Linked DNA regions of Mus musculus: region 1 is linked to region 2. The links are chromatin loops, found by intact Hi-C in ENCODE. Cell type or tissue: left cerebral cortex. All regions are shown on one strand. Links, peaks and the distances in the headings refer to the core of each region. The heading gives the core; the rest is flanking DNA. Region 1 overlaps Tjp1 (tight junction protein 1). Region 2 has its middle 49 kb from the start of Tjp1.

Region 1 (16,316 bases), core at 3,617-11,616, 62 kb before region 2:
TATATGCCCCAGAGTGAAATAGACATGCCATTTGATATTTTATTTTTAATTTCTGGAGAAATCTTTAAACTAATTTCCACAATGGTTGTGTGTGATGATTTGTATATTCTTAGCCCAGGGAATGGCACTATTAGGAGGTGTGGCTTTGATGGAGTGGGTGTGGCCTTTTGGAGTAGGTGTGGCCTTGTTGGACTAGGTGTGTGAATGTGGGGATGTAGAACTGATTGTCTACTCCTTTGTCCTCTTTTTTGTAGGGGGGATTATTTTCTTAAGTGATAAAATGTATTTGTTAATGAAAGTAAAATTTATTGTGAAGCTCCAACAGATTCCATTCCAAATGTCTATTCTGACTGTATTCTGAGAACAGAATGTTAAAGGAACCAGTCAAATCACCCATGGAAAACTATAGGTGTAATTCACTGTTATTACATTACATTTCTCCTATTAGTGTTTTAGTTATTAAATAAGGGAAATGAAGAATATGCATATATTAGTTAAAAATTAAATGACTGTGGCTGAAGAGACAACAGTTCATTTGGCAAAGCGCCTGTTACATTAAGCCTGGCAATCTTAGTTTGGATACCCAGTACCCACATAAAACCTGGGTGTGGTAGCTGTGCACCTATATAACCCTAGTGCTGGACGCCAGCGAGGACAGGCAGATTCTTAGAGCATATTTGATCTGCCAGTGTGAGAGCTGTAGGGCCAGGGAAAGACCATAGCTCAAAAACCAAGGTGAGAACAGCTGAAGACGACACCCAAATATGCATGCACGCGCGCACGTACGCACACACACACACACACACACACACACATACACACACACGCACACACATGCACGCACACACACACATGCGCGCGCACGTGCCCACACCAGATAAAACCTAACTTGAAAAGTTTTTTCTCCTCTGTACTATTTTCTTTATTGTTAGAAATTTGGGAATGAGGAAACATTACAGATCTATATCTCTCATTAGCTCAAGGAAAATTGAGCAAAATTTTAAATGTTAAGGAAACTAAGCATGGTTTCAGGTCTGTGTTAGAAAAGTCATTTCAACAATCTAGGCAGGCATTCCTGGGGCAAGTCTGGATGTGTGATGGCCAGTGGAGCCTGCATTCAGTGTCTGGCTTTACTAGATGCCAGTTCCCCTGCAGGGTTCATGAGAGGTAAACAGATAAGAGGGCTAAGTCAAATGTACAGCTCTTCAGTTTTCAAAAGGTGTTAAGTGTTGTGCTGGGAACACAGCACTGAATAGCCTCACCTCAGCAAAGAGACACAGCACTTCTTCACCTCCTTCCTTGCACGAATAACTCCGCCCCCCCCCCCCCGCCATTTTCGTTTTTTTTTTTGTTGTTGTTTTGTAAACTTTATTACAAAAAAAACCTTGAAAACAAACAAACATTACACCACCCCAAAGAACCAGACCAAGTCTATCCAACTCAGTCCTTTCACAACACTCTTACAGTGTAGAGTCCCTACAGCAACAAATGCAATTGGTTAATACCCAGCATGCAGCAGCAATAAACTCTGGGCAGGCTGCTGGGAATGTTTTGCTAGAGCATGGCTCAGAGCTCTAAATTGTTCCTGGGAATGAACTGCAAGTTGTTAATCTCTGCTACCTGGAGCACAATTCATCTTCTGGAATAAATACTGGTAAGTGTTGTTACAGTAACAATGAAATCAGGCATTTAAGATATTATGAAAACACCAAGAGCCAATGAACAAGGAAAACTGATACTTTGCTTTTTATGAGGGAGTGGGGTTAGGTGGTTCCAGACAGGGTTTCTCAGTGTGACAAAGCTCTGGCTGTTATGGATCTTGCTCAAGGTCAGCCTGCCTCTGTCACCAAGCCCAGCTTCTGTTCATTCTTTTCAATGGACCAAAAAATGTTTACCCATGGAGGGTCCTATCATCAAAGGTCATACAATAGATGACTCTTCCCTCAAAATAAACGTTCATTTGTAAAAAACTAAAGGCTGGTAATTCTTTTCAAGAACATTTAGAAAATTAAAATTACTAAATCTTAAATTTTTTTTAGTTAAAATGTAAAAGGACCATAGGTGGTAGTAGTTAGCTTGATAGTAGATGATTTGCAGACCTGTAATTTGATTTTTAATTATATAATTTATGATGAAATTAATAGGCATTTCAATAAATAGCTATCTTAACCTTTAATTATTTACATTTTAAAATTTTCTCAAGCTTCTATGACCTATAAATTTAGCTTCATACAAAATCAGCAACTGAATTTGTACATCTAACCATTTTGTGTGTTTTCTTATTTAATCACTTTTATTTTAATTGAAAACATTTGTTTTACATTATCATACATGAGTACTGTCTTGATATCATTTTCAACCTTCCCTCTTCCTCTACACTCCTTCTGTGACACCCCAACCCTCTCAAATTCATGACATCTTTGCTACTTTACAGCCCCCCCACACACACACACATACCACTTTAACAATGATCTTGCAAAACCAAGCACTTGTAATGATGAAATTGGCAATCAGTAATAGTATCCTTTGCTAAGTTATTCATAAACTTTATACTTAGTATAAAAGAGAAAGGCGATGTAGCTCATCACAAGAGTCCCTGACTTGAATGAGATCCAAAGTTTGATCCCATAAAAATGAAAAGAGCTGTAACAATCAAGGTACCCCAATTCTAGGGAGGTCTGACCTGGACCAAGCAAGTTGAAAGTGGTTGCACATGCCTTCAGTTTCAGCACTCCAAAGGCAGAGGCAGATGGATCTTTGAGTTTGAGGCCAGCCTGGGCTACAGAGTGAGTTCCGTAGCTACCCAGAGAAACTCTGTCTTTTTAGTCAGGAAGTGGAGAGAGACCATGTCCTCCACAAGATGCTTCCTTTGTATTACGGCTCAAGACTACAGAAATACTACTACCCATAGTCATGGAGGGTCTTCCCTCCTCCGTTAAACATATCCACAGGTATGCCTCATTTTGTCTCTTAGATGATTCCAAATTCAGTCAACTTGGCAATAAAGACTGATCATTACAAGGTGCTCAGCATTAATGTACAGAGAAATACAAATTAAGAGTTATAATGAGATACTACTAGACATCTACTAGAATAGCTAAACTCAAAGGTTAAAACCAACAATATCAAGAGCTGTGGAGAAGACTGACTCATACGTTGCTGGTGAGAAGGCACATCCAATCAGCCATGTCCTATAAAAGTAACAGCTAGCATAAAACCCACTGTCATTCCATTCCTATTTACCCAAGGAAACTGCATACTAACTCGGGTATATATTAATAATCAACAAAAACTGTAAACAACCTAAATGTACCATCAAATATAGGATGAGTAAGCTATTATACACTCCTAAAATGGAGTGGAAGTTAGTAATAAGCAAGAATTAGATAGCAACACAATCAACATTATTGAAGTCTCAAATGCATTAATCTAAGCATGTGAAATCAGTCTCAAAAAGCTACTTATTACACAAACCCATCTATAAGACATCCTGGAGAAAGTCAAAGTTTAAAAAAGACAGATTAGTGGCTCAATGCAGACAGTAAGGGGACAGAGTTGACCACAAAGAGATTTGAACACAGTTTTAAGGTAATGGAGTCATTCTGTATTTTGAGTGGAATATTAGTTATGTAACTATGTCAAAACTCAGAACTATATACTAGATGAGTGTGAATTTACTGTTATATAAATTATAACAATAAAAATGATAAATGTATTAAGAAAAACAAATGTAATACATAAAATGCTACCAACCCATGATATCACAATCAAGCAATCAAAGACATAAAGTATAAAAGTATTTTATGTATAGTAGAGCTCTGATGCAGAGATGTTACCAATTAAGCACAATGAAAACAACAGGAAGCTATTTCAGCTTTACAAATTAAAAGTTAAGATGGGTATTATTGCAATGATTTCTTCATTTAGTGAGACAGGAAAAGGTCAGCCATACCCTTCCTAGAAGCACTTTATTTGAATAATTAACTAACTCTATCAAACCCTCATGAGATAATCAGGTGGTAAGTGCTCAGGAACATAATTTTTCCACCTCCAGTTGTCAACTGCTCAGAAATAATCAGTGTGGGCTGGTGAGATGGCTCAGTGGGTAAGAGCACCCGACTGCTCTTCCGAAGGTCTACAGTTCAAATCCCAGCAACCACATGGTGGCTCACAACCATCTGTAACAAGATCTGACGCCCTCTTCTGGAGTGTCTGAAGACAGCTACAGTGTACTTACATATAATAAATAAATCTTAAAAAAAAAAAAAAAAAATAATCAGTGTAAGGCATATGCCATTTATTTAAACACTCTCTAAGCAGGAGAACCATCAGTAGAGTCAGTTCTGCTAAAAAGAAGAAAAAGGGTAAATTTAAGGAGCCATACTTGAACAGAAAAGGCATGAATTGGTGTTGTTATCCCTATAGCATTTTATTTAGTTTTTCCTTTTTGAGACAAGTTTTTATACATAGCCCTGGCCATTCTGCAACTTGTTACATAAAGCAGGCTGAGCTGTGCTACATGACACCCAGCTACTTTTTTAAAGTTTTTATTTCTATGTGTGTGTGAGGGTGCCTGCAGAGGCCAGAGAGGCCATCAGATCCTCTGGAGGTGTGAGCAGCCAAACATGGGACCATCAACTAAATCTCTTTAAAGTCTTTTTAAAGAACAAGCACTATTTCCTACTGAGCCATGTCTCCAGCTCCTAGCCTAACTTTAAATACATAAACACCACAGTTTACAACACAGGTTGGGTTTCTTCCCCATTTCTAAAGCCACAAAAAAGCAAAAGTAGAATTAAAATCCAGACCAATCTGATCCCAAAGCTGGTATTTCCACTGCTTACTAATAATCCTATCTGCAATGCTTGGGCTGTACATGCTTCAAATGAACAATTATCTTTTTAGAATATGGCCTCCCACAACATACATACCAACCTGCTAAGTAGCTAAGGATGATTTTGAATTTCTGACTGCCGGGTTTCACAGATGAGAATTTAATGTGATTCTGGGGATGGAAGAGGGCTTCCTGCATGCTACAACTAAGCACACTACCAACTGAGTTTATCCCAAGTTCTTTCAAGATTTTAGTAAGAACATATCTTAATATTAAACCCCAAGCATACAAACATGTATATACAACCAGCTTATAATATATAATCTTTTATGGAATCATTCAAAATTCTAAGCAACAAATCACTTAATTTTAGAGATTAAAAATAGCAAATATATAAGAAATAACCAAAGGATATGCGAAAAGGCAATCATGCTTACTTCTGACCTTAATGACGAATTTATTATAAATCTAATTTTAAACAAAAGAATATAGAAAAAAATTCCCCTTTCTTTTGGCTTCCTGACATCTGGCTTTCCTCTATTGTTTTCAAAGCTGCCAGTATCCTGAATTATGACACAGATTATTTACTGCAGTAGAAACTCACCCTGTGAAGCGTCACTGTGTGCTGTTCCCATATAGCTGTTTCCTCCATTGCTGTGCTCTGATAAAGGAAAAGAAAACAAAGCATTTACCTTTAAAAGAAAAAAATAAGTATTTAATAAAGTAAAAGAAAGCATTCTGGAAACAACTCAGCACAATAAAATACCAAGACTTGCACTGTTAATATTAAAAGTATTCTAGAAACCACTTAAAAACTATGAAAGGGTTGTTTTTGTTTTAAGAGATAAGAAACCACACACAGGAACTCCCTTTGTCTTAACTTAATTTGGACAGACGCCACTCTACACTTAACACAGCAGAATTGAGTTAAAGCTAGAAAATTCAGCAACTTTATGCTTACCATCAGACAGACCAGATCTAAGTGGACTTACAAGCATTTTTCATGCTGCACACCACAAGAAAAGGTACCTCTGAACTCAGTATTTGCAAATACACGATCCAGAAAAACAGATTTAGACCATCAGATAGGTTAAAGTCACTATTCTATCCAGTTTCAGTTTTATGTCAGCATCACTTCCTCTAAGTTCATGTATAGCCATACAGAAAGAGGCTTTTATGTTACACATATCATAAACATGCATTTACTAAAACGTTAAAACAAAAATCTCAAGGCCCCAATCCCCCAGATCCATAAACAATCACTACAAGTTTCAGTGTAGATCTTAGCCAGCCCACAGGGTAGCTGCATTTTATCTCCTACCATCAGTCTCTCATAGAGATAATAAGATGATATGAAAGTTGAACACTAAAATTTAAAAACAAAATTTCCTTCGATTTTGGGTTAACAGCTCTTGATAGTTTAAAGTAATGTAGCCCCTCTTAACACTACTTTTTAATACATTGGGATGCTTAATATGTGTTTCTTTCTAGAAGAGGAGGAGGAGGAGGAGGAAGAGGAGGAGGAGGAGGAGGAGGAGGAGGAGGAGGAGGAGGAGGAGGAGGAGGAGGAAGAAGAAGAAGAAGAAGAAGAAGAAGAAGAAGAAGAAGAAGGAGAAGAAGAAGAAGAAGATCTTTTCATCATGGTGAAGTGACAGTAGCATGGCATAGTCACATCGTCCTTCATTAGCTATTACTATAAATGTCTTTCACCAGTGAGATCTGACTCTGTTACATAGTTATCAGTAGCATCACAAGACGACTCACATCAAGGTGCCAGAGAGCTATTTCTCTATTCCCACAGTAAGTTTAATTGAAGATTAATGCCACTTTAGAAAATCAACTCCTATAAAGGAAGCCTGCGTCCCTACATTCAAAGCAACTAGATTGACTTTCCTCCCAAATGAATAAGGGACGAGAGAGAAAGGATCTCTGTGTTCACTCCCATAGATAAGAACTGGCAACGTTACCAGCTTTTGTTTCAACCTTCCAATGATGAGCAGCAAAACTTTCTTTTAATGAGACTCGCCTGGAAACAAAACTGTTTTGTGTTTTAACAAAAACTGACCAGATTTTAAGACAGACAGACAGACAGACAGACAGACACACACACACACACAAACTGCACAAAGCTTCCTCCATCCATGTGAAACACTGACAGTGAGGAGCAGGTGCACTGACCAGCCACAGTTCACTAAAACACACAGAATCAGGTGTCTGCAATAACTGCCAGGCTGAGCAATCCCAGCTGACAACAAGGAAAACTGCTTGCAGAGCTCTAAACTGGTTTTTCTGGGATCCACTTTGTTTACTAGTAGCAGTGCTTCACTCCCCATCACTCTATACTGTTAAATGATCTGATAACTGGCACTTTCCTTGGTTACTATCTTATGAAAAGTGTGTGGTTCTCCACAAGGCTGTGATGATCGCATAAGTTTACACTTTTGGGCAAAGGATAGCAGATTATACAACAGCTTGGGTATTGCCAAAAATCTAATTTTGTTTAAGCCAAAGTGAAGAGGAAGTTGAAAGGATATGAAAAAGGTTCACATCGATCAGCTTGAAATAAAGGGAGTGTGGGTGGTATTTCTCATCAGGTGTTCTATCTTCTTGTTCTTTTTTTACTCATAATAAACTGGCAACATATTTCACACTACATTCACATTCCACTGTTACTGGAAGTTCCAAACATTTGCTTCTAGTTGGCCTTTTTGTTTTAAAGGTTTTGTTTATTAAATTATGAAAATGATTGAGAATGAGCTGGACACTTTAGAATAGGGCGGACATTCTCTGGAAGAATACCTACAGAATTCTGAAGAGAAAAGGAAACTGGGCTGGGGAGGTTTACCTTGACTGTTAGTCTTTTTGTTTTATAATGCTCATCTACTGCTGTGCAAAGAAATTTAAGTGCAAACTTAATTTTCATGCTATAAATGTATAAATCTCTTTAAAAATGAATCATCGTAAAATCCGCGTAAGTGCCTCTGTTTAAAACATCATCAGTCCCACTCTAAAACTGTCTAGGCTTGTAGGAAACTAAGAAACAGGACATTAATCTGCTAAGCATGATAATTCTGCTTCTAGTTCTCTGTTAACTACACAAGATACACAGAAAATGAGCTAGCCTAGAAATAAGACCAGAACCCAAGCTGTTAAAAATCTTAGTTTTCCTCACCTATAAGATCAGGAAATTAGACTAAATTATCTCAAGGAAAAATGTCTTCCCAGTTCCAAAGGTCTATTTATTAAAGTGTACTACAGAATAGGTTACAAATTCAATAATTAGCATCAAAAATGACTGCAATTCACGGTTGCTGTATTAGTTTTGCACACACTTCTAAGTCTGCATCAACTGACTAGAATCATAATTTCAAAAGAAGCAAAAAGCTGTATTTCAGAATCTGCCAAGAGTTTGTTTGGTTTCTTTGTTCTAAGCTCCAGCTGGCAAATACACTACTCAGATCACCAATCTGAAGGGCTTCCTGCCAACTCTCGGTCCTAATTCTAGGCAGTTCCATCATCCTTTACACCAACTACAAATCAAATGGGAGAAAGCAGGCCTGGAGAGCTGAACTGACAGGGAGCTCACTTTCCTGGGTCTGAGCAGGACATGGCTGGCATGTGTGGTGGTGTGCTGTTGAGAACTTTAAACTCAAGCAGTGCAATCAGAATTCATTTTGAAGACCATAAATGGGAGGCAAATTTAAGGCAGAAAGAAAGGAAAGTTAACATGAAAAGGAGGGGCTCTAGGCAGGGCAGTAGTGGTGCACGCCTTTACTCTTAACACTGGGGAAAGAGACAGGCAGATATAATATCTCTGAGTTCCAGGACAGCCTGGGCTATACAGAGAAACTCTGTCTTGAAAAATCAAAACAAAACATAACAAAACAAAAGCCAGTTCTGAAAGTACAGTTACAAATGTGGTCTCACACATGCATAAACTGAGGTACCCAGGGTTTACATTTCTGAAAATCAAGACTGAGACCTAGATAGAGTAGATCTGGATCTAAGAGTAATCAATCAACACGACTGTAGAACTGAAACCAAGATCTATTTACAAAGGACTAAGATGACCCTACAGACTACAACTACTCCAGGGAAGGAAGGACCAAGCGGACCTTAACAGTTGCCAGTGAGAATACATAAAAGCCCACAGAGCCAATACAAAACATTCTTTACTGCTCAGAGAGTACACCAAAATACAAGAATTGAACATCTCCTAATCTGAGACCAATATTCTTTGTTATCTAACATCACAAAAGAACAACATTTCCATGAGTTTTAGAAATGCTAGATCCTTATTAAGTATATGATTAGAAAATTACTGTTGCCGAGCGATGGTGGCGCACGCCTTTAATCCCAGCACTTGGGAGGCAGAGGTAGGAGAATTTCTGAGTTCGAGGCCAGCCTGGTCTACAGAGTGAGTTCCAGGACAACCAGGGCTACACAGAGAAACCATGTCTTGAAAAAGAAGAAAGAAAGAAAGAAAGAAAGAAAGAAAGAAAGAAAGAAAGAAAGAAAGAAAGAAAGAAAGAGACAAGACAAGACATTTTTCTTAGCTATACCAGCTAATAAATCACAAAAAAATAAAATTTAGACACCACCATCTGGGAATACCTAGTGAATTAAGAAATCTAGGCAAGCACTGGGGGTGGGGGGAGGAAAAGGAAGAGGAGGTAGGAGGAGGAGGAAGAAGAAGAGGAGGAAGAGAAGGAGGAAGGAGAGGGAGGAAGGAGAGGAAGAAAGAGGAACGAGAAGAGGAAGAGGAGGAGGAGAAGGAGGAAGAGGAAGAAGAGGAGGGAAAGCTCTAAGAAACTACAAAGACCTTAGAATCTGGTATGATTTTACAAAGTCAGGTGTGGCAACCTAAGCCTTTTATTTCAGGGAAGGCATGAAGAACAAGAGTTCAAGGTACATGGAGAGTTTAGGACCAGCCTGGGCTACATGAGACCATGTGGGAGGGTGAGAAGGGAAGGAAAGATCTTACAAAGAAATGTTATGGGTACCAGGCTCATAAATTGGTATCTGTACTAAAATGAGAATAACATCAAAGATTCATCATAATTTCCATTTGAAATGTTTTCTACTTAAAAAAAAAAAAAAAAGAAACACAACTTGAAATCATTAATATGAGAAGACCCAAACCTAGAGTGCTGCTATCATGATCCAGCTAGCACTAAGAAAATTTCTCTGCACCAGTTACTTCAGCAGCTGCCTTCTTTTCAGGAACACAAAAAGTAGAAGTAGTCTTAGAGATAAGCAAGTATATTACAGGAGCACTTTAAAAGATTATCTAATACAATATAACAATGTAAAATAAATTAACTCTTTATCAAATAGCCAGCTTCAAGTGGTAGAAAGCTACATAGTGAAAGGATCTTAATGCTGCTGGAGTTCTGATCAGTACAATCTCTTAGTGCCAGACGAGGGAGGGATGGAGGGAGGAATGGATGTGGAAAACATCCCAGGTAAAGAAAACAGCCTAATCAAGAGCCCCATCCCTAGCAGGAAGTGTCTCAACTCATTCAAATGATCTGCATTTATTAAGTGCTAGGATAATCTATTAAGCTCTGCAACAGCCAGTTACAATCAATATGATCATGCTTCTCTAGTGGGAGACACGCATGATCCAAACACTTCAGGGCTTGATACATAATCATGGGCTTAAATAAGTACTACCTAGAAAGAACACCAGTGCCCTGAGAGGAGTAAAGAGAAAGCTGGCAGCCGTGCCTGGCAGAACTGCAGGAAGGCTGGAAGAGATGCCCGCAAGGTTACGTAAACATCCTTACAGCTCTTTCAAAGGATTGGAGTTTGGCTCCCAACACCCATATCGAGTAGCTCACAACCACCTGGAACTTCAGCTCTAAGAGATCTGATACCCTCATCTGGTCTGTGAGCAACCACACACACACACACACACACACACACGTGCGCGCATGTGCATGTGCTTTAATAAGTGAGAAAAGAAAAGCAAAGTTTATCAACAGAGGGCAAAGAAAACAATAAAAGTTGAGGCCATTCAAGTAGACAACAGTCAAATAACCCAGCAACAGTTTTGGTCTTTTACTATCTAAAGCCAATAAATACAGAAATTTTTAGAACGAGTGAATGTGTGTGCTTTGGAAAAAGAGGAAGAGAACTAATCCTAACACTAAGATTCTGCTAAGATTCCTTTTAAGGCTCAGAGAACTATGGAATAAATAGAAGGCACACTCTGAACGGCTGTCTCTTGACTCATAAACTCACAGCAGCTGGGATTATTTACACAGACCAGGCATGGCTGAGAGGGGCTCATGAGGCTCCATGTCTCACTGAGGAGCTAGGAGGTGCTAAAGGAGGGTAAGTCTCTCTCTTGAGAGACCCTGTCAAATGCCCTCCAAACCTATGTGCATACAGGCAGCACTAATTAGACATAATGCACTGGGGGAGCGGGGCTGAAGGTAGGGAGACTGAGCTGACTCTCATCAAGTACATTATATAAGTATATGGAATTGTTAAAAATTAAAAAGATTCTTTTTTTAGAAAAACAGGGGCTAAGATATTCTTTAGAAAGCTACTATAGAACTCCAAAGAGAATTAGTATGTATGCATGCTACATTGGTGAAGTGATCTGAAAGACTCATTCACCACTAAGGTGTATATCCAAACTGAGTCTGTAACACTGGATTTGTAATGTACTTTAAAGTCTTTATTGCCTAATCCATCAAACCAGGACTGATTTAAAGCTAACGTAAGACAGTTTTCCTAAGGATCTGAAGAGCCCAAGTACTGTCTCTGAAACGAGAAAGTAACCTGCTGTTGAATCTACCTATCTACAGACTGAACTCCGTACAGAAATAAGCTCAAACAACATCCCTATATGCCCTTTTCCAATATTAAAATGGAAATTACAATGTTTTCATTTACAATGTTTTAAAAAAGATATGTAGGCCGGGCGTGGTGGCACACACCTTTAATGCCAGCACTCAGGAGGCGGAGGCAGGCAGATTTCTGAGTTCGAGGCCAGTCTGGTCTACAAAGTGAGTTCCAGGACAGCCAGGGCTATACAGAGAAACCCTGTCTCAAAAAAAAAAAAAAAAAAAACAAAAAAGATATGCCAATGTGACTTACTGTGTACTTGGTTCTATTCATATACAACTACCTAAGCTGGATACTATTTGCATTTTCTACTCCTGTTCCCTTTTAAATAGGTGAAACAGCAGCTAACGGTAGACAGATCCCCCAAAATTCAAAACCTAGACTCTAAACGCAGAAACTCAAAGATCCTTACAGCTATTCAATGACTGTTTTTTTAAATGCCTTATCTGTACAGAATCTGTCCTGGTAATAGGTATGTTGTGTTTACATGCATATTCACCTTATGTATATTTTCTTTATGCACTTTTACACATTAATACTAAGTTTTACAATAAGAAGGTTTAAGCAAAATTAATTGAGCTTTCTAGTTTAAGGTCAAGGTACTTGTCAATATAACAAAATTACAACTGGTTTTGAAAAACTGGAAAATCTGGCTCTCCTAACCCAGGAGAAGACCAGCTGGGGCTAGGGCAGCTTCACTGCAGCTTGCTTCCAGCTTTCCCGACTCACGCTACTTGTCCAGTCTTAGACTCACCCAACATACAGCATAGTCATCTGACGCTCATTTAGAATACAAGAATATTTAAATGTACACATATTTTGAGTAATAATCAGATGTAGCCACAGCAAATGTATTAACCCTGGAGCCTTCACTGTAAAAGAGAGTAAGAATAAGGATCATACAGCATGGGCTGGAGAGATGGCTCAATAGTTAAGCACACTAACTATTCTTCCAGAGGTCCTGAGTTCAATTCCCAGCCACCACATGGTGGCTCACAGCCATCTGTAATGGGATCAGATGCCTTCTTCTGGTGTGTCTGAAGACAGCTACAGTATATGCATATAAATAAAATAAATAAATCCTTAAAAAATAAAAACAAATAGCACATCTATGAAACACTAAGCTCAGGATCTGTGAGTCAGCACTCAGCATACATGCAGAATCTACTGTCTTTGCCCACTCATTTCCAATATTATAAGCAAGACAGCATTGGTACAGTATATTTTTGCTTAAGTACTCCAATACAATAAAAAAAATCCGTAAATAAGCCTTCGAAACTCCTTTTCTAAGATAATACTGAAAAAGATGTACATTCTATTTTAAAAGACAGCTTTGTTTTTCTCTGTTTTTGCATATAACATGTATTTCTGTTAATTGGAGATTTCCATAGTCTTATCAGAGTAAAGTAAGGAATGCCCATTATGGGTTTAAGAGTTAATCTTAACTCTTAAGAGTTGAATTATTCTCCAGATTAAAACTAACCAAAAGTGACTTTCATACAACTGTTAAAACTCAAGTAACAGGAAAATTTGTCACTTTTTGCACAATATTCAACAAGTACAAAACCACAACTTAAACTACTTTTTTCCCCCTCAAAGTCAATAAATAAGGCAAGCCTTCCTACAATAGAAAACCATGGAGGTAAGCTAGATTCAGTGGCACAGCCTTGTAACCCCTGCACCCAGGATGCTGAGGAAGAGGAACTGAGTTCAAAATCAGCCTGGACTACATAGTGACACCTTGCTGCGTGTGGAGAACACTGGCTACACAAGTTAGGAGTGGAGGAGCCTGCCTGCAATCCAAGCACTTGGGAGGCTGATATAGGAGGACTTTGCCAAAGTAGCCACATGTAAAGTTTTAGAGATCTCTGGTAGGATACAAAAGTAAGTAATAAAATTATAGAGAAAAGTACCATAGAAAGCAAAACAAACATGGTCTTTGGTAGGGAGGAGACTGTGGCCTGGCCATGGCACATGCAGAACAGCACTTAGCATCACACTCAGGATCTTGGCTGCTGTCTGCTCTCACTGTCACAACACTCACCAGGACAGAGACAGACATAGACTTAGTGTTCTGGCTCCAGCATCTCGCCACATGTCTAGTAGTAATGGATGGACAACAAGTGTCTACTCAATACCAAGTTCTCAAATCCAGACTGCTGGGAAGTTTATAACACGTTAGACCCTCCCTAACTAAACGGAAACAGTAACAGGAAACACAGAGCCTATCTCCCATGCCAATATAGTCACAGAGTTGCACGAGTTATTCTTAATTACCTTATGTTTCTGAGATATCAAATATGCACAAAACATTTCCACAACTATAGCCAGACTCAATGTTTTAAAGTTAACAAAGGAAAATCTAGAAACTGTGTTAGATGTAATTTAGCTAACTCCTTAACCTTACTCCACCACCACACCCCAAAACAAACAAAAGCCCAGAGCAGAACGCTGTTATTGTTTTAAGGGTTTTTTTATTTTTGCTTTGTTTTGTTTTTAGATTTATTCATTTTATGTGTGAGTGTCTTGCCTTTATCTGTGTGCACTGCGAGCATGCTTGGTACCCACAGAGCTCACAAGAGGGCATCAAATCCTCCAGAACTGATGCTGCAGCTGACTGTGGCCACCAAGTGGGTGCTAGGAATCAAATCTGGGCCTCTACAGGAACAAAGAATGTTCTTAACCACTGAGCAATCTCTCCAGCCCTGGTGCCGTTTATTTACTGTCAATGTAACTGTAACTGCATCCCAAAAAGACTGTGTTTCTCTCGCCTTGTGTGGTACTCTTCTTTATAATATTACTACTTCTGCATTCTCCAACATAGCTCTAAAACTTTCTATGTGGCTGCTATGGCTAAACACTATGCTCCTTCTAGATCACCCTCCCAAGTACTCAGACTGCAAGAACGCACCTCCACTCCTTTCCTGGTGTAGCCTTTTTCTTCTCTGCATGCTGCAAGGTGTCACTGTGTAGCCTAAGCTGATTTTGAACTTGTATCTGTATGTGGTACATGGACCTGAGCATTGTGCGTTAAATATGTAGAGGCCAGAGCAGGACATTGGCTATCTTCCTCTATCATTCTCTACCTTATTGCCTTGAGATGGTGTCTCTATTGAGGTTAAAAAAAAAAAAAAAAAAAAATCAAACCAAAACAAAACAAAAAACTGGCTGTTTAGGCAAGGCTGGATGGCCAGGGAGCTCTCAGGATTTGCCTGCCTGAGGTCCTCACTGCTGAGGTTACAGGTGAGATAATCTGGAACTCCTTAGCTAGAGAGAAACACAGATGAGGATAACTAGGAATAGCTAGGGATTCTCAGGCCTCCTCTTCCCCAGGGCTAGGATTACAGGCATGCACTTATGCAGTACTAGGGACTGAACACTGGCCCTTGTGCATGCTGGACAAACAAGCTCTGTACCAACTAAGAGCTATACCAAGCCCAAAACTCTTTGGTTTCTATGTAATCAATTACAAGGCTTTTGGTTAGTGTTTTTGTTTTGTTTTGTTTTGGGAGGGGGGGTTGATTTTTTTCAAGACAGGGTTTCTCTGTATAGCCCTGGCTGTCCTGGAACTCACTTTGTACACCAGACTGGCTTCAAACTCAGAAATCCGCCTGCCTCTGCCTGCCTCCCGAATGCTGGGACTAAAGGTGTGCGCCACCACCACCTGGCGAATTACAAGTTTTAAAACTGATCATTATACTACAGAGCAGCTGCATACTAAAGCTATATAAACTTCTAAAGAGCAGAAAACTAAAACAAAATGTACTCAATGTTAAAATTAATTAGTCATTCTTGGTATCCTTTTAAATTCTAGAATTAGAAGATCTACTTATAAATTTAACATATATTTTAAAAACAATTTCAGAACTGAAATCGAAAGATGATGGTAGTAGCTTAAACTAGTAACAGCAGTACTGAGCAGTGTGGAGGGGAGACAAAAGAAGAACCAGATAGTCTGGGGTCATTCTTAGTTTTATGAGACCTCATCTCAAAACAATACTCATAACAAAAACTTTTTTTTAACACTAACACCAATATCAAAACAGTAAAAATGCCTAAAATAACCAAGAAGAAAATGAATTTTTTAATTTCTGAGACATGATCTCTGTGTAGCCTTGGTTGTCCTGAACTGACTCTGTAGACCAGGCTGGCCTCAAACTCACAAAGATCTGCATGCCTCTGCCTCCTTGCTGAAAATGGAAATTTTTATCTTAGGAATTTACTCTATTTTGGGGTGTTTTTGTTTTTGTTTTGTTTTGTTTTCAAGACAGGGTTTCTCTGTATAGCCCTGGCTGTCCTGGAACTCACTTTGTAGACCAGGCTGGCCTCGAACTCAGAAATCTGCCTGCCTCCCGAGCACTGGGATTAAAGGTGCGCGCCACAACGCCCGGCTTGGAATTCACTCTATTTTTAAAAACATAAGAGGTTTTAGCCAATCAAAACAAACTTACTATCAATAGAAAATATTACCTTTGCTTTGGACCTTTCTCTGTGTGGCAATTTACCTCCCAGTATTCTGTCAACACAAAAACACCTCGTTCTGACAAAGAACTAAAAATGCGCATGTGACAAAATCTACTAAACCGCTCTTTCACTGCAGCCACAGTTAAGACTTAGTACAATA
Region 2 (16,316 bases), core at 3,116-11,115:
CACCCCACCCCCACCCCCCATGGTTTACGGTCTGTTCTAGGATTGTGTCAGATCCCTGCCCATCTTCCTGTTATGCCACATTTCTCACTGGTTAACTGTGCCTGTGTTTTCTGTCCTATGCATTCCTTAGACTTTGGCATCCTTCCTTCTTGGTCTTACTGGGTTCCAAGGACTACATTTGTGTGCCAGTTATTACTTTTAAATTGTTTTGCTTTGAAAACAAACAAACAAAATGCTGTTTACAAATCTCCTTGCTACAATTAAAACAGAAGTTATCCAACACAAGGAAAACACTAAGCTAAGTTCAAAAGGCTTAATCTTGCTTTTCTTCCCCTGAGGTTGTACTTCAAAGGGGACCCCTCACACACTAAGATTTGGAGGTCAGGAAATCATGGTTAGTTATGTGCCCAGATCTCCAACTTTTGCTTGAGTGGGAAATCTGCAAGGGGGTTTTAAAGTATTTGTTGTTGTCTTTTGAGATATCATTATGTTTTTATGACTAGCCTGGAACTCCGTATGTAGACCTGACAGGCCTTGAACTCAAGAGATCTGTCTTCCTCTGCTTCCCTAACACTGGGGTGAAAGACTTGTGCCACCCCACCTAATTTACAAGTGGATTGTTAATGGGTAAGCCGGCTATGAAGATCAGGAAACTATTCAAAGACAAGATTAGATAGCCTGTCCCACCCTTAATTTGACTACGTAGATCAACAACAATACTTATGATAGGATAAGAATTGCACTTTCCTGAGGACAGTGACTACCAGAAAGGCAGGAAAATGTTAGCACACAATACTGATTTAAAGCTGAAGGGCAGAATGGAGCAGGTGATTCATGTTCGCTTTGACTTAAGGTCTGCGGCTTCTGCTACTTCACTTTGTTGATGGTTTTTACCTGCCTGGTCCATTGCATCCTCAACACACAAGGCTCCCCATATCAGCTACTGCTATTTCTCCTATCTTCCGAGGAGAGTGGCCACATTACAATGTCTAATATGTTAACTATGATCATGTCTGAAGAAGTATATTCTTTATTTGTAAAAGAATTGATTTAACAAACGTTACCTAAAATGGGAGAATTAAGTACTGTCCTAGTTAGGATTTTACTGCTCTGCACAGACACCATGACCAAGGCAACTCTCATAAGGCCAACATTTAATTGGGGCTGGCTTACAGGTTCAGAGAGGTTCAGTCAATGATCACCAAGGTGGGAGCATGGCAGCATCCAGACAGGCATGGTACAGGAGGAGCTGAGAGATCTACATCTTCATCTGAAGGCTGCTAGGAGAAGACTGGCTTCCAGGCAGCTAGAATGAGGGTCTTAAAGCCCACGCCCACAGTAACACACTTCCTCCAACAAGGCCACACCTTCTCTAACACAGTCATACCTTCTAATAGTGCCACTCCCTAGGTCAAGCATATTCAATCCACCAGAGGTACCATGCACAAACAGGTAAAACCTCGGAAAAATCTCTAGACAGAGGAGCACTAAATACGCTGAGGCACCCCAGCAGCATGGTGCAAGAAGTGGGCCTGACCCCTCAGGAGCCTTAAGGGAAAGCAAGCTCTGTAGAGGAGGATGCTGCACACAGAAGAGGCAAAGAAACGAGATGTGATGCTAAGCAGAAATATGCATGCACCTCGTCCGATTCCGATCAGTTCACATCAGCAGGCTCTGCAGCGGCAACCGAGGGCCACAAGCTCCTTAAGAGCAGCCTCCATCCCTGATTGGTAACAGGACAGAAATAAATCTGCAATTAACAATCTCAAAGGCATACTTTCATCATGGGCACTTAGGAGAAGGGAAACAGAGATGACATAAACTTTGATGTAAATACAGCTTTAAGGGTTGTTTTTTTTTTTTTTTCCTCCTTCTTTTAGTGATGTGACACCTTCTCCTTGACAGAAATAGCAGCGTATTAATTCTCTGCTAAACCTTCTCTTGAAATGTGCGTTTACGTCTGGCATGACTTTATCCCCGTGTCACCTGGTCCTGCCCCCCACATTCCTGTTCCTCCTGGCAACACCCACCCAAATCTCAACACATTTTTTTCCCTCACAGATTTAGCATTAGCTTAAGTCATTAACTATATTTAGAGAGTGCCTTCATCCTTTCTGCAACATAAAGGACAGCTACAGTAATGGGTGTGTTCCATTTAGGAGAAAAAGTGATCATTTTTGATCACTACGTTTAAGAGTGTGTGTGTGTGTGTGTGTGTGTGTGTGTGTGTGTGTGTGTGTGTGTGTGTTCATGGCTCTGATAGAGGCAGGGTATGATGAAAACTCCACACTGGTCAGAAAGTAAGCAGGCAACATTCTTCATTTTATTATGTGAGCTCCCCACACAGTCTGTTGTGTGGAATTCGTGTGGGATCTTATTTACTATATTACAAAAGCTGTCCTTCGTGTGTATTTATGCAGGGGAGGAAAAGGGCCTCTTGTATATAAGTCAAATGTCACTTCGGAAAACATTACTCTGGCATGCCCGGAAAACATTCCATGGTTTTCAGCTCTGCTGAAAAATATAATTTGCTTTGCACAAGTTAAACGGGAGCAAGGGGTATGGGCGGATAACACAGCCTTCTGGCTGGAAGCTAAAGCTGCTAGAACTGAGGAGAGCCACCTGCTGTGTGAGGCAGGGCCCCAACCTGGGACAGCTTGGAAGGGAGATAGCAAGAGTGATAAGGAGGTCACTATACTACCTCACGGACAACAGAGAGTCACCTGAAGTGGGGGGGGGGGGGGCACTCAGAAAAGGGCAAGGACACTGGGCCCGAGCCTTGTGACATCTTTACAAGGCTCCAGTCCCATCTATAAGGATGCCTCACGACACCATGCTTCTAGTTGCTTCCAAGTTCTCTGAATTCGTCTCCATGTGTTGGCTTGAGGGACTCATTTAAGACTAATAAGATGAATGATGTGTGATATGAAAGGAAAGAAGAAAGCAATTGCTAACAGCTGATGGACTATCCTCTCACCCAGCAAAGTTCAACCAGCAAAGCTGATGCAGGCCCAGACCTTACCTGCTGTTTGTGGCCAACAGAAGAACTTTGTCATTTAACTCTAAAAACCAAAAGATGACTTATGAGCAAAAAAAAAAACCCAAATCAAGGAACCAAACTGTCCGTGTTTCTGATAAGGTCAAGTTCATCATGATCATAGGATATGATAAAAGGTCATTATGTCCTTATCAAGAAAGGCCCAAACTACAAACCACTGAGGCTGGAAACAGCCCCTGCGTTCCTTTCAGAAGGAGCCTTCCCAGCTCCTACATGGCCTACACGGGCTCCGGTCAATGGAAAAATATTTCCTCCTCTTGCCTCTGCGTGGGAGTTTTTCATAGCTTTCCATTATTTTTCCACAGAATTGGGTGTGTGTATTCCCCTGAAAATTGTCTCAGGATGTAAAAAATTTTGTTTTAGAAACATTTAGAAACCATCAGCAGAGAACTGCAGCCGCAGCTCCTTGCTATCTCTCTGTTAAAACATCAGTTAGAAGTTGCCTCACTCTGACCAGCGGCTGGCCAAAACCTTAGGGTGAAGCAAGGAAATGGGGACTGAGGAGCCTAGTCCCCATCTTGGGTACGATAGCTTTGTTTAAAGGCCACCGGAGAGCTCCAACTCTCATCCATGTCTGTGTAGCTCTGAGGGTCATGAAAATGTCACTGCCCCCTCAGGCCCCAAACAAGCAATGACAAGGACGGACAATACGCAATAAACATTTACAGACTTGCAGAAAAGGAAGGAAAAATAAATCAAGCAAAGGAACTACCCAGGCCACGGCTCTGGTGCCCGCCAGGTTCTCACTACTTAAGACAGTGGAGCTTTTCAGCAAATCAAGCCAAAAGTAAACTTCTTCAAGGTTCATTTAAATGCTGGTTCTAGGGACATGAGAAAGATTTTGCGAACAGTTTACAACTTCTTTCCTGTTAGAACACACAGGTCTTAGAACGATATGAAACCGGAGAAGAAATCAACAAGATTTATCAATGGATCACAGCAAAGACTTGAAAATATGCAAGGGGATATATTACAGAGATATTCAGTAAATATACATTATTATAAAGCTGAGCCTTCCGAAAAATACTAAGAGATTACTTAATAAATGTATTTAATGCAATTGGGTAACTCTGAGAAAGATGAGGGAAGTTGGATTTCTATCTCCTTTAAACCAAACTTAGTTTCAAATGGATCTTGGTTTTCCTGCATAAAATGAAGCTGTAAAATGAAGCCAGAAGAGTAGGCAGGGAATACCTGAAGCATGCAGGAAACAATACCCTACTCTAGCCACAAACAAAAGAAATATTTGCAACGCAGATTCCAAGAGCTGCCTTCCCTCCTGAGATGTTGTCTGTGGGAACCTTCTAGAGAGAGCCTGGAACATGCTCACAAGACACTGTTGCAGGGACTGTCCATGAGCTATAATATTTCTGGTGGATTTATCAGTGCTTATTAAAATTTAGAGACCATGTATTTCTGTGATCAGAGCCATGGAGAATTTGCCCCACGCTCCTACAAGCTGAGGTTACACTGGAGGGTCAGGGCTGTCAGTCACACTTGGATCAGGCTCCGCCCACATCCCCTAATCCTTCCCCCTCCACTGAAACCATCTCTGTTCTTTAGGACCAAACCCAGATCAAATGACCACTCCCCAGACAGCACCAGGTCCTTCTGATGCTGACCTGCAGCATCTTGAAGGCTGCATGAGCTCCACGCATGTTTTCATCTTCTAGAGCCAGGCTTGAACCATTGTTTTGAATGAAAGAACAGATGAATGAATGATGTATAAACATGATAAGCTGCATCTCCTGAATGAATGAATGAATGAATGAATGAGTAAAGGAGATGAACTAGCTCAGTTGGTCTCCTTAGCTGGTGAGATTAGAGCCAGGACTGACACTTTCCCAGTAGGCTTAAAAAGAGAAGAAAGACATACAGCTTTTAAATCGTCTTCCAACGCGCATAAGGTTAATCTTGTATGTGAAGATTATTTTTAAGTATGCAAAATTACATTACCTTACAGAACGCAGTCTGAGTAACTGGTAATGAATCATGAATGTGGCGGGTTGGGTTAGATTGGATGAAACCAAAAACTCTTAAACTCGGAAGCCTGGCTTGTTAAATAACAATGCTCCTGTAAACAGGCCTGTGAGATTTATTGTGCCCCTGGGAAAGTCTCTGGAATGAACACAGAAAATGCTTCTGTTGATTAGCCTTTTTAGCTCCAGGCCGAGTACTGACCTAAAAGGGAAAGCTCTGCCCTCCAGATTTTACATAATGTGCCCTTATCAATTCCTGTCAGGAGAGAGTCCCCCACAGGGCTATCAGCTAGGGGAGGTGCTTCTGCCTGCGCCAAGTGCCCTGTGTCTCCAGAGGCTGCCTGGGAGCTGAGCCCATCACCCCTCAACCAGCCCCAAGAGTGAAGATTGGGGTTAAATGAAGACGGGATGCAAAGAGGAGGATGAGAGAGACTCATACAACCAACAAGATGATGAATGCATGCTCAGACAAAGAGCGGAAACGCTGTCCAAGTGTGCGTGACAACCAGTCCAAGGTCGGAGGGGAACTGTGGCCAGGCCACAGCTTCTCTGGCCACCTCCTTGGGGCTGGCTCTGCAGCAAGAGGGATCATTTTTTTAGGATCATTACCCAGACAAGCCCTGGATCCCCAAACATATTTTTACTGGATAAAGGAAAGGAAAGATAACCCTTCTAAAGAGGACACAGAGCATCCATTTAGAGCCAGTAACAAGAAGCCTCTGTCAGCACTCCAGCCCCACTTACCCAACTTTTGGGAGATTTCCCAAACAGCTCTAAAAAAGGTATTCAAAATGGGAAATAAGAGCAAAGACAGAGAACTCAAACATCAGGAGAGCGACGGGAGAACTAGAACATTCTAATACAGGGAGATGGCATGCTAGACTGTGAGAAAATGGTGTTTTCTAGCTGGGATAGCACATTTCCATACATGACTCTCCTCCCCTCAGTGGCCATCTTTCCCTGTGCTCCAGTGAACAAACCCTCCTCCGCTCACCCTCCCTTGGAAGCACCAGAAAAGCCGCTGCCAGACTTCTGAGATTTGCCCCCGTGGTGTCAAGATGGCAGCTTTGTCCTGAGCATTCTTGGTACACCTGCCTGGAGAACTCTTCCTGTGCGCCACTGTGTACTGGTCACGTGGGAGACAGGCCTGACGCCTTAGCACATACATGAAGAAACTACCTTAGAACACCAACTGTGTGTGTGTGCGAGTCCAGTCACAACCCTGACTGAGAAACATCCACTCAGAGGACCACCCAGAGACAGAATAGAAGTGAGCGGCAAACTTTCCAATAACAAGACCCATCACAGAAGGGTTGGCTGGTCAAACTGTGAGAAAGCATTCTAGCCGGTTGCTTACTGTACAACCCTGGGAAGGTGCCCCAGAAATGTTGATAAACTGCCAACGAGGTCTCAGGTCCAGTTATGGCTCAATTCTCCGAGAGAAAGCCTGTAAGGGTGCTTCTACCGATCGTGGGGTGTTCTGAAGGAGATGGAGCTGGACGAGTGTAGAGCTCCCAGCCATAGGCAGGCAAGCCAGGTGGTTGGCAGTGGTCTGTCCGCTGTGGGAGGAGCCCTGAAGGCAGGAAGGCACTGGTTGGCAGTCCACAGGCAGGCCCAGGTGTTTGTCCCACTGGATGATAGGGAGATAACAGGGCCTTTCCTATCCAAAACACTGTTCCCATCCAAAGCTCTGTTGTTTGTTATTGTTTCCTCCAAACTCTAGAATGTTCTCGGGTCAGAGGGGTATTTTTTACCGTGAGCATAAATACAGATTTAACTGTGCGATCCTAGATTGTGTGGAGTCTTCCTTTGATACTTAACTCTCCCTAAGATTTAAAAGGCTTATTTTATTTCAGCCTTGAGCCTCAAATTCAGACTTCAAAAGATGAAAGCCCAGACTAGAACAGAAAATGAAAATAAACAAAACACAGTTCAAAGATAGTACAAGGAAAACATACTTCAGATACTGGAGACAGCTGGTGCTCTGCTACAGTCCCTACAGGTGTCTCCACACAAGCATTCCCCAGAGATGTCTCAGTCCTAGCTCCGGCCTTCCCCGCAGGGGTGTCCAGCCCTAGCAGGTCCCCTCCCCCATGGATGCCTCTGTCTTAGTAACCCACCCTCCACCCCGCCCCCAATGGGTGTCTTAGCTTTAACATTCATCCATTAGAGTGACATTAGGTGACTCTTTCCTAACACACCAAAGAACATTGAGGACACTTACCATCTCTGAGACTCAAAATCTTGAGATCTTGAAATCTGTTTCTCTCTTTTCCTCTTCTTCTCCCATCTCTCCCTCCTCTCTTCCCCCTCTACTCCCTTGCTCCTTCCTCCTTCCCTTTCTTCCTCCCCTCTCCCTCCTTTCTTCCTTTCCTCTACTGCATTTTTTTTTTCTCTAGAGATGGGTTTCTCTATAGACTTGGCTGCCCTGGAACTTGCTTTGTATACCAGGTTAGTCTCAAACTCACAGAGGTCCTCCTGCCTCTGCCTTAGAAGTGCTGGGATTACAGGTGTGTACCACCACCACCCAGCCAACTGCATTCTTTCTTTGGACTTTCTTTGGGGATTTTTGAGATAAGGTCTCAAGGTGTAGCCTAGGCTGACCTGAAATTTAAATTCCTCCTGCTTCTTCTATGATCTGGGATTATAAATATAAACCACCACACCCAACTTCACATTTATTTATCTAGAATTAAAAAAAAAAATGGTTCTGTGATCTTTGGGTAGTAGTGTATGTTCCAAGTGTGACTAATATCAAATATGAATCTTTTCCATCAAATACTATAAATTGTGTTTGGGAAAAATCTTTATCTCCCCTACCTTTGAGACTTTTATGCAAATGTTTTAGACCTCCTCATCCAGTAAAACCTTGTTTACATAAAAGCCCTGCTGTACTGTTCTAAGAATTTGATAACTGAGAACAATAACCTTTATCTCCTTGGAACAGTGACTCCTTCCTCCTTCATTTCCTGTGTGACAATTCTTTTCAGACTAGACAAATGAACAAGATGGTGAGCTCAGACCCTAACCAGTGAAGAAAAGGCACAGCCAACACTGGAGTAAGAATAAAAAACTAAACCTACTTCCTGTCTCTGTGTCAACTCTTCCAAGTGGCCATGCATTGGTCTAGCCTGAGTCTCGCAGTGCATCTCACTTGCCCACTTCACACAGCAAGGCAGGGCCTTCACCACAAGCTCTGCATGCACAAGACACTCATGGGACTAAAGCCACACCGGGGCCACAGAGATCCATAGCAGCAATAGTGACACACACATGCTCCAGCAGAAAGCCACCTTTGGGATTCCACGCCAAGTTTGAAATTCGGCTCTGGGAACAAAGGGGAGTTGGGAGAGGAAAACTGGCCAGGAGCGTGTTCTGGCTCAGCAGACATACACCTAGGGCTTGCTGTGGGGGAAGGGCAAGCTCTGCCCAAAGAGCACTGGAGCTTAGAGAGCTTGGAGTAACTCTAAGCACTTCATTTGATGTCTAACTGGCAAATATGTTTCTTATTAAATAGCCCAACTCATTATTCCGTGCCACATATACTGAATGCTTGCTAGAAATCCCGAGTGTTTTTCAGGTTAAAAAAAAAAAGTTGCCCCAAATATAAAGGCTCTTTAGGACAGTTCTTTCAGGCAATCCTTAACCCAGGTGCTGAACACATATGACAAGAAAAGACAGATGCCTTTGTTCCTGGGACCTGAGTGTGGAAGCTGTATCTCTCAAGGGCACTGTTCCTTGTGATGACTCTGTTTCCTTTGTGAACAAAATGAGAGAAGGAGCCAGCTACACCTTTAATCCCAGCACGCAGGAGGCAGAGGCATGTGGATCTCTAAGTTCAAGGCCTACAGATGGAGTTCCAGGACATCCAGGACTACACAGAGAAACCCTGTCTTGAAAAAAAAAAAAAAAAAAAAAAACAGACAGACAAATAAAAACAAAAAAGAAAACACAGGGACAGAAAGAAAAGCCATCCCCTTCTCCTCCACCTCTTGTGTTCTCAAATGTGCCATCCCACGAAGTTTCTCTGTTGCACAACATAGTTTTTCTGGATAAGACAATATTTACTCCATGTTCTTTGAATGGTGGTAACTACCACAATAAATAATGCTAAAAGAAGTGTGGTCACACTAACAAAGACAGGGTCTGATCTAGGCAACATGGGAGTTGAACCATGGTTTCTCTCCTTCCTTCCTTTCTTCCTTCCTTCCTTCCTCCCTCCCTCCCTCCCTCCCTCCCTCCCTCCCTCCCTCCCTTCCTTCCTCCTGAGGAGGAGGAGGCATTGGGTATAGAAGGGACCCCAGGGTAACAATGAGGGAGCGTGTGAGGGACGAGTCTGCACCTCACAGCACAGCCCCTGCCGTGGACTGTCAGAGTCAGTCACCAGGATTACAGGGACCTCGGTCCCCACAGCGGAGAGGGGGAGGGGTAGGGATGGCAAAAGCAGCACATTGCTGTTTCAGGATGTGACTGAGACTGGCATCGTCCACCACGTGACCAGCCTCCCCAGTACAGGAGACAGAGACAATGCCCTGGGTTGAAAGAGGAAGCCATCCATTGTGAACTAGAAGAAACCTCAGCAAGTTGTTTGTGTTCCTGTGTTCTGCGAGCTGACTACGGGGTCCTGCAGTGAGCACAGTGGCTTAGTCCATTCACGTGAATTTCTGGGTAAAAGTGAGTGGCCAAAACCAGATTTTAAATAAAGCTATTTTTTTTTTAACTTTCGGTTCTCAGCTTGACTGTGAGCTTTTAAGACAAAAAAATGTCTAATGCCTCCCCCCACCCCCCAAGAAACAGAAAATGGCTTTTAAGCAGAACTCTTTTTTTTTTTTTTTTTTTTTTTTTTTTTGAGACAGGGTTTCTCTGTGTAGCCCTGTCCTGGAACTCACTCTGTAGACCAGGCTAGCCTCGAACTCAGAAATCCACCTGCCTCTGCCTCCCAAGTGCTGGGATTAAAGGTATGCGCCACCACGCCCGGCTCACTTTTCTTTTTTTAATTTTTGAAATTGTGTATGCATGGATGTTTGCTTGCATGTATGTCTGTGGGCCACACTTGTGTAGGGCTGGCGTCCCAATCCCAGACTATTGGGAGCCTTCTTTTGTGTGCTGGGAATTGAACCCAGGTTCTCTCTAAGAGACCAGCCAGTGCTCTGAGCAGCTGAGCCATCTCTCTAGCCCACCCGTAGCAGTCCCCATCGTTGGACAGCTTTCCTGCTTCCAATGAAAATCGGCAAAGGTCAAGCTGAAAGAATTGCTAATTAAATCTGAATAAAAATTTACATACATAAATTTACATACATCAGCAAAGGGGTAAATATAGAAGTACTAGAAGAAGCAGTACCCATGGTCATGCTCTTTTCAAAGGTTTTTATTCTCCTTGGAGAGTAACCTGGAGTAAGTGAAAGCTGACTGATGAAAGGGTGAAGCTTAGGACAGGGGAGGGTTTTTAATCTCAAATGGAGCACCAGTCTTATCTGAAGTGCAGACCCACACCCAGCCAGTTCCTGTAAGGAATGCTAAACCTAAGTCTGGCTACTCACGGGGACTCTCAGCAAAACCTTCCACTCCTGTCCCTTAAGTGTAGCCCTGACAAGCACCAGAACCATCCACAGTCTTTGGCAAGCCTTTGGTTGACTTTCTAGCCAAAGCCCAAGAGCCTTCTGCCTGTTGGCCTGTTTGGTTGTTGGATGCTGGGCACCAAACCTGTGGCCTAAAACATAGGAGGCAAGACTTCTACCAGTGAGCGACATTCCCTCCCCACTAGCGACTGCTTGTCTGGCCTGCAACTTGCTCTGTAGACAAGGCTGGCCTCCAATTCACAGAGACTCACCTGCCTCTGCCTCCAGAGTGCTGGGATCTGAGGTGTATGCCACCACTGCTCAGCTCTTGACCTTGTTTTTATGTTATCTGTTGGATTTTCTTTTACTAAAGGATTCTGCTATCCCTGAGAGCTAAGGTCAGCTCGACATGGTTTGTGCCTGCTGCAGTAAGTCAGCTGGGCAAGCTTTGGGAAGTAACTGCCCTTGGGATGACATGCTCAAGTCCACGAATTCTCCCCCAAGTCCAGGACGGGATGTGGCTCTCTTTCTAATATTAGAAGGGAAATGTCATCATTTTCCCTGTGAGATGGCATCTCCAAGAACCCGAAATAGCTGATCAGTCAAAACTCGGTATGTCAAAACACATGAAAACCAGGAGTGGCTGGCAGTGTCCACACTGAGCGATCCAGGAAGCTCCAATGGGCAGTGTTGTCACATAGCATGAAAGACGAGTCTGTCTGTACTTCTGGCTCACGGGATGAACGTTTACTTTTCAGAGTTACTTATGTGTATGAGTGTGCCTGTGTATATGTCTATGTGTCACGTGTATGCTTGGTGGCCATAGTGGTCAGAAGAGGGCCTTGGATCCCTTAGAATGAGAGTTACAGAACACGGTGAACCACCATGTGGGTGCTGGGATCTAACTTGGGTCTGGAAGATTATTTAAAAAGCAAGCCCACTGATTTTGTGTTTACTAATATGTTGAGATGGGATCTTAACTGTGTTGCTGTAGCTGGTTTCAAACTTGGCTCAAATGATCCTTCTGCTGCTCCTGAATAGCTGGGACCATAAGCACGTACTCTACTTCGGTAATCCGAAATACCGCCGGCATGGCACTGGCAGACAGGCCGCCTGTTCTCAGTCCAGCAGACTCTCTGATTCCGAGCTCTGAAATCTCTCCACCGGGCTCGCTAAGTTCCCATGGCAGGCAGGGCCATTGCCACGCATGTACGCACGCACGCACGCACGCACGCACGCACGCACGCCCCACATTTCCAAATTCCCGTGGCTGCCCGGGGTGCCCTGCCACTGTACCTTTCTCTGGAACCCAGCTGAGTTGCCTCATGAAGGAAAACACCACACAATCTTAGTTTAGAATCAATAGGTAACACAATTGCTGGGCACAGCAACTAGCATCCTAATTAGTAAGCTATTCTAAGTTATAAATCCTCTTGTAGTGGATCCCGGCGCATCTACCACCTGAACCAGGGGTCTCTGCTACCTACATTTTGCCTCCAGGATCTCTCCCATCCAATCCTGCACTCACATGCATATACCTCTCTCCATACACATACATACTCCGAATCAAGAATAAAATCTCTTTAAAAACTTAGATGTATCTGTGAAGTCCCATTTTTAGAAAGCCTGGCCCCAGTGACTAGCTGAGTACAATCTAAATTGTCTTGCTGTCTGTGGCTAGCTAGCCTCTGCCCCGTCCCCACACCCATTGTGGAGGCCCGGGAAGAAGCTGGAATGTTCACAAACAACTCTTTAATATTTAGAAGTCAGACTGTTCTGACAGAACCTTGTTTTAGAAAAAGCAGACCTTAGCTCAATCTGTGACAACGACGAGGCGTCCTCAGACTCGAAAGCCACAGGAGGAAATGAGGGAAGTCTCTGGAAGTAGTCTCTGAAAGGTGCTCCTGCACTTCAGCATTCCACAGCGCTGTATAATTTCCAATCAAGCATGTACACAGCTGACATGAAAAATGACTTCCCTTGTGTAGACATCTGCTCCACACTCGCTTGTGTAATGCTGCTGCTCTGCCCCAACCAACAGGAAGCTGGTGTGGGGGAGACGCTGGCATCATGGAGTACCATGGGAGTTCATACCTGTATGGTAGGCCTGCTTGGTCAAAGGCCCATGGCTGGGAAAGGCACAGGCACTAGGAGTGAACTTAAGATGTGACTTGCTCTTGCCTTCATGCCCGGAGCCCCTTCCAGGTCCCCTTATCCTGATCCACATACCAGCTGTTAGAACAGAACACCATTTCAGTGGGCCAAGGGTTTGCAGTGAGAAGAACCCTCCATGGTCTCTATTCATCTGACCTCCTAGCTGTTGGTAACCCCAGGCCTTCAAGCCTGACTCTTCATCCCTTCCCTGTAGTTCCATGAGGCTCAATGCCCCGAGCCTCCCAGCAGGCCTGAGGTCAGGTGTGTCCACCAGCCACAGCGACAGGGCTCTGACTCCCAGCTCCTACTCCTGCATGCGGTTCAGACTGATTTACAGTACTAAATGAATAGATCATCGGAAGGACAACGAAGAATGTTTTTACCGTGTTAGCCTTTCGAAGTCACTTTTTTAAAGTAAAACAAAACTGAAACCCAAATAATTTTTCAACAGCCAGGCATGGCAGCATAAGCCTGTAATCCCATAATTTGGGAGACTAAAACATAATGCCCTTCGTGAGTTCAAAGCCAGCTGGTTTACCAATATACTGGTAGAATATTGGTTTCTTTTCTGTGGCTATGAAGGAATGCCTTGACACAAAGCAACTTAGAGGAGAAAGGGTTTCCTGTGTTTGACAGCTCCAGGGGGGCTACGAAAAGCATGAAACTGGCTGATTAAGCACAAGCACACAGGAGGCAGAGAGAAACAAGAAAACAGGGCCAGGGTATAAAAATTCAAAACCTACCCTCAATCATGAACCTCCTCTAACAAAGCTTACCCTTCTGAAGGCTTTACAACTTCAGAAACAGTGCCCACCAGCTGGGCACTAAGTGCTCAAAGACAGGAGCCTGTGGGAGACATTTTACTACAAACTATAACACGGAGAGAGCACTGAGGCAGTCAGGGAACTTCACAGCAAGACCCTGTCTCAAAAACCTGAACAACAGCAATAAAACTATCACCTTTCTTGGAGATGGCTCAGTGACAGAGTGCAGGTTTCCCTGGAGCCAAGCCTCAACCCAAACTTGTTTCTTAGTAGTAGGAAGTTAACGTCAAGAATCACAAAAGTGGCTAGGCAGTGGTGGCACACATCTTTAATCCCAGCACTTGGGAGGCAGAGGCAGATGGATTTCTGAGTTCAAGGCCACCCTCGTCTACAGAGTGACTTCCATGTATCCATAGCTATACAGAGAAACCCTGTCTCGAAAAACAAATAAAACAAAACAAAACAAGACAAAAAAGTCACAAAAGTGTTGGTAACAATTTTTGTTGTTTGTTTTTTGTTATATTTTCAATATTTTTGATATAGCATATTTTAACAAACCAACTATTTCTTTGTGCATATTCATTAAACTGTAATAAGAATAAACATTCTTGTTTATGGTACCTCCTCCTCTTCATTCCCTCTTCCTTCCAACTTTACCAAGGTACAACTAATACCCAAAGTACTACACAGTCTGGGAGGTGTAGCGGCATAGAAATAGCCCGGTATCGTCCTTGCACCCTGGTATTATGTGCATCTGGCTCCTTCTCACCAAAAGTCCCTGAAGAGCCCCTTTGGCTTTGCAGCTTTGCTTTTGTGGTGAGAACAATCAACCTCAGATCTACCCTCTCGGGGTTTTTGAAGAGCAGGACACCGTACTGTTAATCTAAGCACTATGCTGTTCTGCGGATCTCCGAAACCTACCCATCTTACCCGGCTGAAACCTTACACCCAGGGAAACACAGCTCTCCTCTCCCCATCCACCAGCGGCTGCCGCAGCAGCACTCAGCTTCTGGCACACAGGACTTGGTTGACAGAGATGCCTCTCAGGAGTGGAGTGGCACAGCATTCATCTCCCTGTGTCTAGCTGATTTCACCAGGCATAATGTCTACACTTTTATCTATGTGGCAAATGGCAGATCTCCTCTTTTTATTAAGGCAGAATAATGTTTCACTGTTGTACAGACTCCGCTTAGTCATCACTTCGGTTGATGCTGCATCTCACGCATCAGGAGCAATGCTGCATTGAACTAGGGATCTCTTTTAAGACACTGAACTGGATTCTTTTGGTCATGTATCCACTGGTGGGGGTTGCTGAACCATGTGGCAGCAGCTTACTTTTCTAAAGAGATCTCCTACTGTTCTCTCGAAGTCCTGTACCATTGGACGGTCGCACAAACAAGGTCCACGAGTTCCAGTTTCTCTCCATCTTCACTAACATCCATAATCCTGAAACACAAAGCCAGCCAGTCCATGCTGGCGGGCTCGTGGTCCCACTTTACTGTGGGACTGATTTGAAAATGTTCAAATCGTCATAACGGTGCTGAATATTTTGAGTATTGTTCATCTGCCTTTTGGTCTTTGCACAACTATTTGAGAGAAATGCTTGTTAAATCTTTTGCTGGGATTTAATCAGGTTGTAACCAGGTAGCCCCGGCTATCCTGGAACTTGCTATGTAGACCAGGCTTGCCTTGAACTCACAGAGATCTGCCTGTCTCTGCCTCCTAAGTGCTGGGATTAAAGGCATGTACCACCCCTCCTGGCTTTGTTGTTTGTTTGTTTGTTTGTTTTGCTTTTTGGTGGTGGTGGTGCTGGGCTCAAATGTAGGTCCACACATGCTAGGCAAACACCCTCTTCTGAATGGCAGCCCCAGCTGCAGATGACTTACATCCTCATCCTTTTGCTCTTGTATCGATGGGAGTTGTAGTTCTCTGAATGTAGGGCGTTAACCTCATTAGACACCTAGCTTGCCAGCATGTCCTCCCATGGTGTAAGCTGACCTCGGACTATGCTCATAACTTCTGTTGCTTATTGGTCGCCTCCTTTGGAGACAGTTAAGTCAGAGCCTCACTTCCTTAGTTCATATCCTATCAATCTTGCGGTTTGACTTACTCTTTATGTCTGTCTTCCTTGTCTGTTAAGTCTCCTTGTCTGTTAAGTCTCAGATAATACTAACTAGAAGAGACAATGTAATGTCTGATGTGGAAAGTTCTAGTTTCTTTGGAAAGTTAGTCATGTCAAATGCTAGTTTGCTAGGGCACACAGGTGAAAGGATGTCTTGCTAAAGCAGACCCGGGAAAGAATGTTTTCCTGAAGCAGACACAGGTGAAAGGATGTTTTGATATAGCAAACATGAGAAAGGACCATGATGAAGGAGTATAACTATGACCCCACAGGCAGTGGGAAAAGAGCATTGAGCATTGGTTTGGTTTGCTCTGCCTAGCTGTTCTTCACCGAGACAGGCAAGTATTGGTTCGCTTTACACAGCATTGTTGAGCTCAGCTTGTGGTACACCATTAAGAGAAACTCACCCAGAGGTTCCTTCAGCAGCTTGCCGCGTCTATAGGCTTCTATAGCCTTGCCTAGGCCGGTTGGCCAGCCTGGTGGCTCCCTTCAGGATTGAGCTCCAGCTGTTTGTGCCTGGCATCTGTCTGTCTGCCTAGAGGACTGGTCTGAAGCTGTTAAATGGCATTTGGTGTGTGCTATGGGACTGAACTGCTACCAAAGAAGATAGAACGCACCCCCCTCCCCCAAAGAAGTACTGCCGAACAGGTCCACTTCCCCCACATCCTAATAACTTTTCTC

The links. Peaks named below come from ENCODE experiments on the same cell type or tissue, not always from the same donor. Only the 100,000 strongest peaks of a DNase experiment are listed, where the experiment ranks them.
Region 1: a loop joins it to region 2, with 2.5 times the contacts of the local background. A loop is called at or near these places in 2 of 42 quality-filtered maps.

The regions. Positions count from the first base shown.
Region 1 is chr7:65,349,394-65,365,709 of GRCm38, forward strand. Tjp1 (tight junction protein 1) reads right to left here. Exons shown (of 27, transcript NM_001163574.1): 2 at 5,439-5,495. Among named protein-coding and RNA genes, the nearest start is that of Tjp1, 14 kb to the right of the region's middle. In left cerebral cortex, for the core only: no CTCF peak of the experiment used is centred there; DNase peaks (open chromatin) are centred at 4,605, 7,264, 8,315, 10,603 and 1 more place; H3K27ac peaks cover 4,119 bases.
Region 2 is chr7:65,412,132-65,428,447 of GRCm38, forward strand. It overlaps a transcript of Tjp1 not described here. Among named protein-coding and RNA genes, the nearest start is that of Tjp1, 49 kb to the left of the region's middle. In left cerebral cortex, for the core only: a CTCF peak has its summit at 7,011; DNase peaks (open chromatin) are centred at 5,104, 5,457, 5,829, 6,624 and 2 more places; H3K27ac peaks cover 7,395 bases.